Regions from separate parts of the Homo sapiens genome. Here region 2 is linked to region 1. The links are chromatin contacts, found by Hi-C or POLR2A ChIA-PET in ENCODE. All regions are on one chromosome and are shown on one strand. Each heading gives the region's core, a stretch centred on a gene start or an enhancer-like site at or near the end of the contact. The rest is flanking DNA. Distances are from core to core; before and after follow the strand shown. Region 1 has its middle 19 kb from the start of NRDC. Region 2 overlaps RAB3B (RAB3B, member RAS oncogene family).

What was found. A loop is a pair of places that touch in the nucleus more often than their neighbours do. ChIA-PET counts read pairs that join two places held with the same protein, here RNA polymerase II (POLR2A). Pooled maps may share reads with other maps.
Region 2: a loop to region 1 is called in a pooled map, with 1.9 times the contacts of the local background. The contact joins two enhancer-like sites. A Hi-C loop is called at or near these places in 1 of 168 maps with a recorded cell type or tissue (adrenal gland) and 4 of 50 pooled maps. POLR2A ChIA-PET finds 5 or more read pairs at or near these places in 9 of 52 experiments (AG04449, AG04450, BJ and 6 more).

The regions. Positions count from the first base shown.
Region 1 is chr1:51,895,888-51,899,349 of GRCh38, reverse strand. No RefSeq gene overlaps it. Among named protein-coding and RNA genes, the nearest start is that of NRDC, 19 kb to the right of the region's middle. RefSeq lists an enhancer at 824-2,023. Within about 2 kb of position 1,574, at least 4 of the 41 ENCODE cell types and tissues checked have a DNase peak (open chromatin) inside an H3K27ac peak, as active enhancers do.
Region 2 is chr1:51,972,135-51,975,470 of GRCh38, reverse strand. The region is part of intron 2 of RAB3B (RAB3B, member RAS oncogene family); the gene reads left to right. It also overlaps the pseudogene RNA5SP48. Among named protein-coding and RNA genes, the nearest start is that of RAB3B, 17 kb to the left of the region's middle. Within about 2 kb of position 1,735, at least 2 of the 41 ENCODE cell types and tissues checked have a DNase peak (open chromatin) inside an H3K27ac peak, as active enhancers do.

The DNA of each region.
Region 1 (3,462 bases), core at 325-2,824:
CATTATAACGTTGATGAAAAAAATAGATTCCTGGCAGAGGCCACCGTGTGTGAAGTCTGCACATTCTCCTCATGACTGCGTGGGTTTTCTCTGGGTACTCCAATTTCCTCCCACATCCCAAAAATGTGCACATTAGGTGAACTGGTGTGTCTAAATGGTCCCAGTCTGAGTGAGTGTGGCGTGTGGGAGAGTGTGCCCTGTGAGGGAATGTCGTCCTGTCCAGGACTGGTTCCCGCTTTGTGCTCTGCTTCTGGGATAGGCTCTGGCGACCTGTAACACTGACCTGGAATAATTGGGAAAATAATTATCTTATACTTGTTTTTATTAATCTTTCTTAAATGTATGTATAGCTCACATTTATTATATTTCAAGGTTTAATATTAGAAGTGTTTTGGGTCTTTATTTAGATGTTTGATGTTTCGTGACCAGAAATATGCCATAGGAACTTATTTATATCAATTAGCCTACAGCTAAATTGATTTCTTTATATATTGTTTCCCTTAGTCACGGTTTCCAAGAATCTATCGATGACATTGAAGACTTACTGTATCTGGAGATGCAAACAGAAAATATCTAGCACACCTTCCCCCTAGCCTTGCCCTCCTCCGTTCTTTGTCTTGCAGTCATGAATGATCTTTCTAAAGCAGGAAATGATATTGTTCTGCCTCATCTGATGCATGTTGGTAGCTCCCCCTCTCTCAGGATAAAGTCTATACTCCTTAACATAAAATGCAGGGCTTAATAATTATCTCCAGTTCACCCCTCCAGTTTTAACTCTCGCCATTTTCCTCTCAACCTTTCCGGTTGAGCCATATGCAATTACTTTCAAACCTACAAGAGCATTCCTTTCTTTGACCTTTCTCATGTCCTGGAACTCTGCCTGGAATCATCCTTCTCCCCTTTCATTCTTCTTCACTTAACTAATTCTTACTCATCCTTTATTTATACATAGAAGGGGTTTCTCTTACCCAGCTAGATTTTGGGGGAATCTAAGCTCTGTTTCTGTGGCAATGCTTTTTTTTTTTTAGATGGATTCTCGCTCTTGTCACCAGGCTGGAGTGCAGTGGTGCAATCTCTGCTCATTGCAACCTCCGCCTCCCAGGTTCAAGTGATTCTCCTGCCTCAGCCTCCTGAGTAGCTGGGATTACAGGCATGAGCCATCACACCCGGCCAGTAGCAATGATTTTCTAAGTTCTGAAAGTAGTGGCATGTTAAGGCTGATATTTGGTAGTATTTTCATCTTTTATGCGGATTTTTTTTTATTCTCATGAGGTTCTAATTATATATGATAGGTACTTAGCCTACAAGGCGGTACTGAAAGTAATGAGTTGAGTTTTTAATGAGCTTATCAATATATAACTTCAAAGGGCTCATTTGAAAACCACTGAAACCTAATCTATATTCCTGGAATCTTGGGATGCTAAGATAGACTTCTAGGAGTCTTATTTACATTGAGAAATATGGGAGCTATTTCCCATATTTCCCAATGAGAAATATGGGAGCTATGATAAGTATTCCTTTTGGAAAGATGACTGGGCTCTGACAGACAGGAAATCAGTCACATGAGTGGAATGTAGACAAAACCTGCTTTTGGTCTGTGGGCTGAAGGATGAGAAGAAAATAAAATGTAATAAAGGTTTGTTTTTTCAAAACTATATAGTCATCTTCTATGTACCAGATAACATATTTTCTCCAAGTAGAAGTGAATTCACAATATTAAAGAACTTCTAGGCTGGGCACAGTGGCTCATGCCTGTAATCCTAGCACTTTGAGAAGCCGAGGCGGGAAGATTGCTTGAGCCTGGCCAACATGGTGAAACCACCCACCTCCCCCAAACTCCGACCCCCACAGAACCTCCCCACTTCCCCCACTCCGTCTCTACAAAAAATACAAGAATTAGCTGGGTGTGGTAGCACATGCCTGTGGTCCTAGCTACTTTGGGGGGCTTAGGCAGAAGGATGGCTTGAATCCCAGAGGTAGAGGCTGCAGTGAGCTGAGGTCGTGCCACTGCACTCCAGCATGGGCGACAAAGTGAGACCCTGTCTCAAAACAAAACAAAACCAAAACCAGAACAACATCTATTGAATGCTCCTTTGTCTGACTCTTTTTTTGACAACAAAACCCAAAACAAACAAACAAACAAACAAACAAAAAACCCCAAAGGCTCTCATAATGGAGGAACATGGGTGGTGGTTTAAAGGGAGATAGGATGTGTCCTGGCAAAATCAAGATGGAAAGTCTGCTTCTTCTTCCCCCTTAAGACCAAACATTCTTGTTGAAGAAGACACCCACTTCTGTGTCTCTAGCTCCACCTTGAGGTTTATCAAGAAATCACCTATTCCGGCCACAACGGGTGAATTAGGTTAAAAAGAGCCGAGATCTTTATGCTGTGCCAACAGCTCTTGAACTTGTACTTTGGGCCAGGCTCTGTAATAAGTGCTCTTTGAACATAATGACATTTAATCCTCACAATAATCTTATAACAAATGTATTTTATAATGAGGAAAATTAAGATTAAGAGAGTTTCAAGAATTCAGGACTGGTATAAGATCACACAAGTGGCAGAGTCAGGATTTGAACCCAGCATCTTCTAGGCCTTCGTTTTCGTTCACAAGTGTCTGTGTATACACTCATGTGCACATCTATCACACATGTTTTTCTTTTCCTTTACAACACACCTGTACATCAATCATTTTATTTAATTCTCACAACAACTCTATTAAGTGGGAATTAATATCCCTTTTTGGAAGAAGGTGAGGCTTAGAGAAATAACCTAATTTTCCCTAGGTCATATGGCTCTTAAGCAGTGAGTTTAACCCAGGGCTCCTTTCTCAACTATATGAATAACATGCAACTTCTCAAGCTGACTTGTGATGACTCCTCACAACTTCTTGTCAGTAGCTCCTTGATATTACCAAAGAATTCATCTGAAGACTTGCAAAACCCCCTACTTTAGGAGTGACACTGTAGAACATAATGTCCAAACAAGACACATGTACAATGAGAAGAGTACAGTAAAGCAACATTAAGACGTGGATGAGGTGGGGCACAGTGGCGCACGCCTGTAATCCCAGCACCTTGGCAGGCTGAGGTGGGTGGATCACTTGAGCTCAGGAACTCAAGACCAGTCTGAGAAACATGTTGAAACCCCGACATTACAAAAAATACAAAAATTAGCCAAGGATGGTGGTACACATCTATAGTCCCAGCTACTCGGGAGGCTGATGTGGGAGGATTGCTTGAGCTGGGGAGACAGAGGGACTTGGATGCTATAGGAGATTGACTAGGCTGATTTACTTTTCCCACATTTTCCCACAGACCAGCATCATGGTGCATGATCTAAACTGGCCCTGTAATGTTAAAAATTATTCCAGGTCAGGGACCACTGGGGTTCATCACTTTTGATTAATGGAAATGAATATTAATATTAAATCCATTAAATTCAAAATATATTTAGTGATG
Region 2 (3,336 bases), core at 486-2,985, 76 kb before region 1:
GAGGAAACTACACAAAAGTGTGGATATTGGGAGGAAAGTATCACTGGGGACCATCTTGGAAGCTGGCTGCCACAGCTACTATTATTATTAGTATCTGCCAATAGTACTAATAAATTATGCACATATTTTAGATGATATAGCAACATGTAGATCATATAGTTTTCAAAAATGAATTAGTACCTGGATTGGAAATTTTGAAAATTTGTGATTTAAAGTATTTAAAACATGTATTATTATTATTTTATTTTATTTTTTTCGAGACAGAGTCTCACTCTGTCACCTGAGCTGGAGTGCAGTGGCACTATCTTGGCTCACTGCAATTTCCACCTCTTGGGTTCAATCGATTCTGTTGCTTCAGCCCCCCAAGTAGCTTCAATTATAGGCGTGTGCCACCACGCCTGGCTAATTTTTGTATTTTTAGTAAAGATGGGTTTTCACCATGTTCACCAGGCTGATCTTGAACTCCTGACCTCAGGTGATCCACCCGTGTTGGTTTCCCAAAGTGCTGGGATTACAGGCGTGAGCCACCACGCCCAGCCAAAACGTATGTTATTTATTATCTTTCTATTCTGCGTGTTAAATGTACATTAATACATTATGCATATATCTTATTGGGGCAGTCTGTATGTAGTACTTTTCTTTTTACAAATTATTTCCCATATACTATCTCACAATTAACACTATGAAGTAGGTACTACTTTAATACACTCCTGTTTTGCAGGATAAGAAACTCAGAGATTAGTTAACTTGCCTTAGGTCAACAACACTGCTATAAAGTGGGATTTCAACAAGATCTTCTGATTCAAAAGTATGTGCTCTTTTCTCTACACTGTGCATCTGAGGTATTATAGAGTTCATATTTCCCTTCATGATAATGTCAAATATTATATAGGGATAAAAGTTCATTTTGTTCATTTGCTCTCTATTAAAGGCATTGAGGAGTCAGAGATCATTAGAAATAGAAGAAGCTATACGGGTCGTCTAGTTCACTGATTCCCAGACCCATGGCATCAGCATCACCTTGGAATTTGTTAGAAATGCAAATTTTCAGGCCCACCTCAGAACTATTGAGTCAGAAACTCTGGTGGGTGAGTGACAACCATCTGTGCTATAACAAATTTTCCAGGTGGTTTTGTGGCTGGCTAACATTGTAGAACCACTTAGTTTAACTAGCTTGAGGTGAAAGTCAACATGCATTTACTAAAAGCACCTATTAGGTGCCAGGTGCTTTCACTTGTGTTATTTGATATCATCCTTACAGTTCCATGCACAGGGGGATGTGAGAGCACAGAATATTTGGGGCATGGTGAGCAATACAGTAAAACTGGATCAAGGTTGTGAAAGAGCAGAGAGTGGGTGCTGAGAGAAATTTGCTGGAGAGGCTATAGGTGGCAGATTGGGGGTCAAAGAGATCTTCCACAGCAAACAGAAAGTTCTTGTCATCGGTCAGAGGATTCATGCTTGATGATTCCTTAGGGAACTGAAGAAATTATTAGAGCTTACTTTTAATCTTTGAACATAAGATATTTTTTACTGATATTTACTATGTGGATTGACAGAAGTGTCTTTGTTTGACCCCCATATCAGATGGTCAGATAGCCTACACTCAAAAAATCTTGAGATAGGAGGAGGCATTGTGCCCTTCTGAGGGGTTGACAGTGGACTGACTCACTTCTTTGTTTATGTTCAGCCAATTGTGAGCTTTTGTGGTTTTCTTGTGCCTGGGTAAGTGGATTTATTGATTACATGGTCTAGTTTTAACTAAATGAAACCTCATAATGGATATGTGGCTTTTAAAGAGTCCTATAAAGAAACCTCTGATTGAAGACTATGCTAGAAGATTATAGTGAATCCAAGTGAGCATAAAGAAAATGGCTGAACTGGTGTTTTTCCAACTCCCAACACAAGTTCATTGTCAGCCACGTTTCGAGGTAAAATCAATGATAATCTAATTAGATACGACATAGTCAATCTCCCATCCAAGTACTAACCAGGCCCAACCCCTCTTAGCTTCCGAGATCAGATGAGATCGGGCGCGTTCAGGGTGGTATAGCCATAGATGACATGGTCAATCTCATTGCTTTTGCTGAAGGAAAATTAGCAAAGGGTTTTTATGTGTGTGTATGTGCTTTTATGCAGCAAAAATAAAGTTTTCTGGACTATTCATGAATACATTAGATTTTAAACATTTAAATATTGTTTATTTTAATTTTATATATTTTAATATCTTGTGTATAGAAGTAGACATATAGATATATAATCTAAAGAATACACATATACTGTGTGTGCTGTACCTACATTTTTCTTACTTAAAGGGATGTAAGTTGGAGACCACCACCATAGGCACTGGGGAGCCATAGAAGGGTTTAAACAAGTTAGATTTGCATTTTAGAAAAATTCCTGGCTTCAGTTTGAAGGGTGGATGGAAATGAGGCAAAGAAACCAGGGTTTTGGATCCAAACTCATCAAATTGTATACATTAAATAAGTGAATTTTTTTGTGTATCAATTATACCTCATAAAGGCTATCTAAAAATTAATAAACAAATATAGTAGTGACCAGCTATAAAAGAAAGGAAGCAAGCAAGCAAGCAAGGACTTGGGTAAATTATATGGGGCTGAACTAAGTGTATTATTCTGCTCTGGCTGCCATAACAAAATACAATTGAAATTAATTTTCTCACAGTCTGGAGACTGGAAGTCTAAGATCAAGGTGCCAGTAGGGTTGATGTCTGATGAGAGCTCTCCCCTCGGGCTGCCTTCCCACTCTGTGTTCTTGTGGCCTTTCCTTGGTGCATGGGCATGGGGGAGAGATAGTGCAAACTCTTTGGTGTCTCTTCTTATAATGATATGAATTCTGTTGGATCAGGAACTCACTCTTATGACATCATTTAACTTCGATTACTTCCTTTGAGGCCTCATCTCCAAATACAAGCACACTGAGGGATGAGCAACACTCCAACTCAAAAAAAAAAAAAAAAAGAAAAAAGAAAAAAGCATAGTGTATACTGTATAGGATTAGGTACTATCTAGGGCTTCAACATACACATTTTGGGAGGACATAGACATTCAGTCCATAACGCTAAGAGTGACAAAATGACATAAGGGATGGAAATGAAGAGAGAGATTTGGAACTAGAATTTACAGAATTTGATGATCAATTGCTGTCCCCTCTTATCCTTGGTTTCACTTTCCAAGATTTCAGTTACCTGGGGCCCTCTAGATCTGAACATACTAAACAGAAAATTCTAGAAATAAGCTAATAAATTTTAAATTGCACACTGCTTTTTTTTCTTTGAGATAGAGTCTCGCTCGGTTGCCCAGGCTGGAGTGCAAT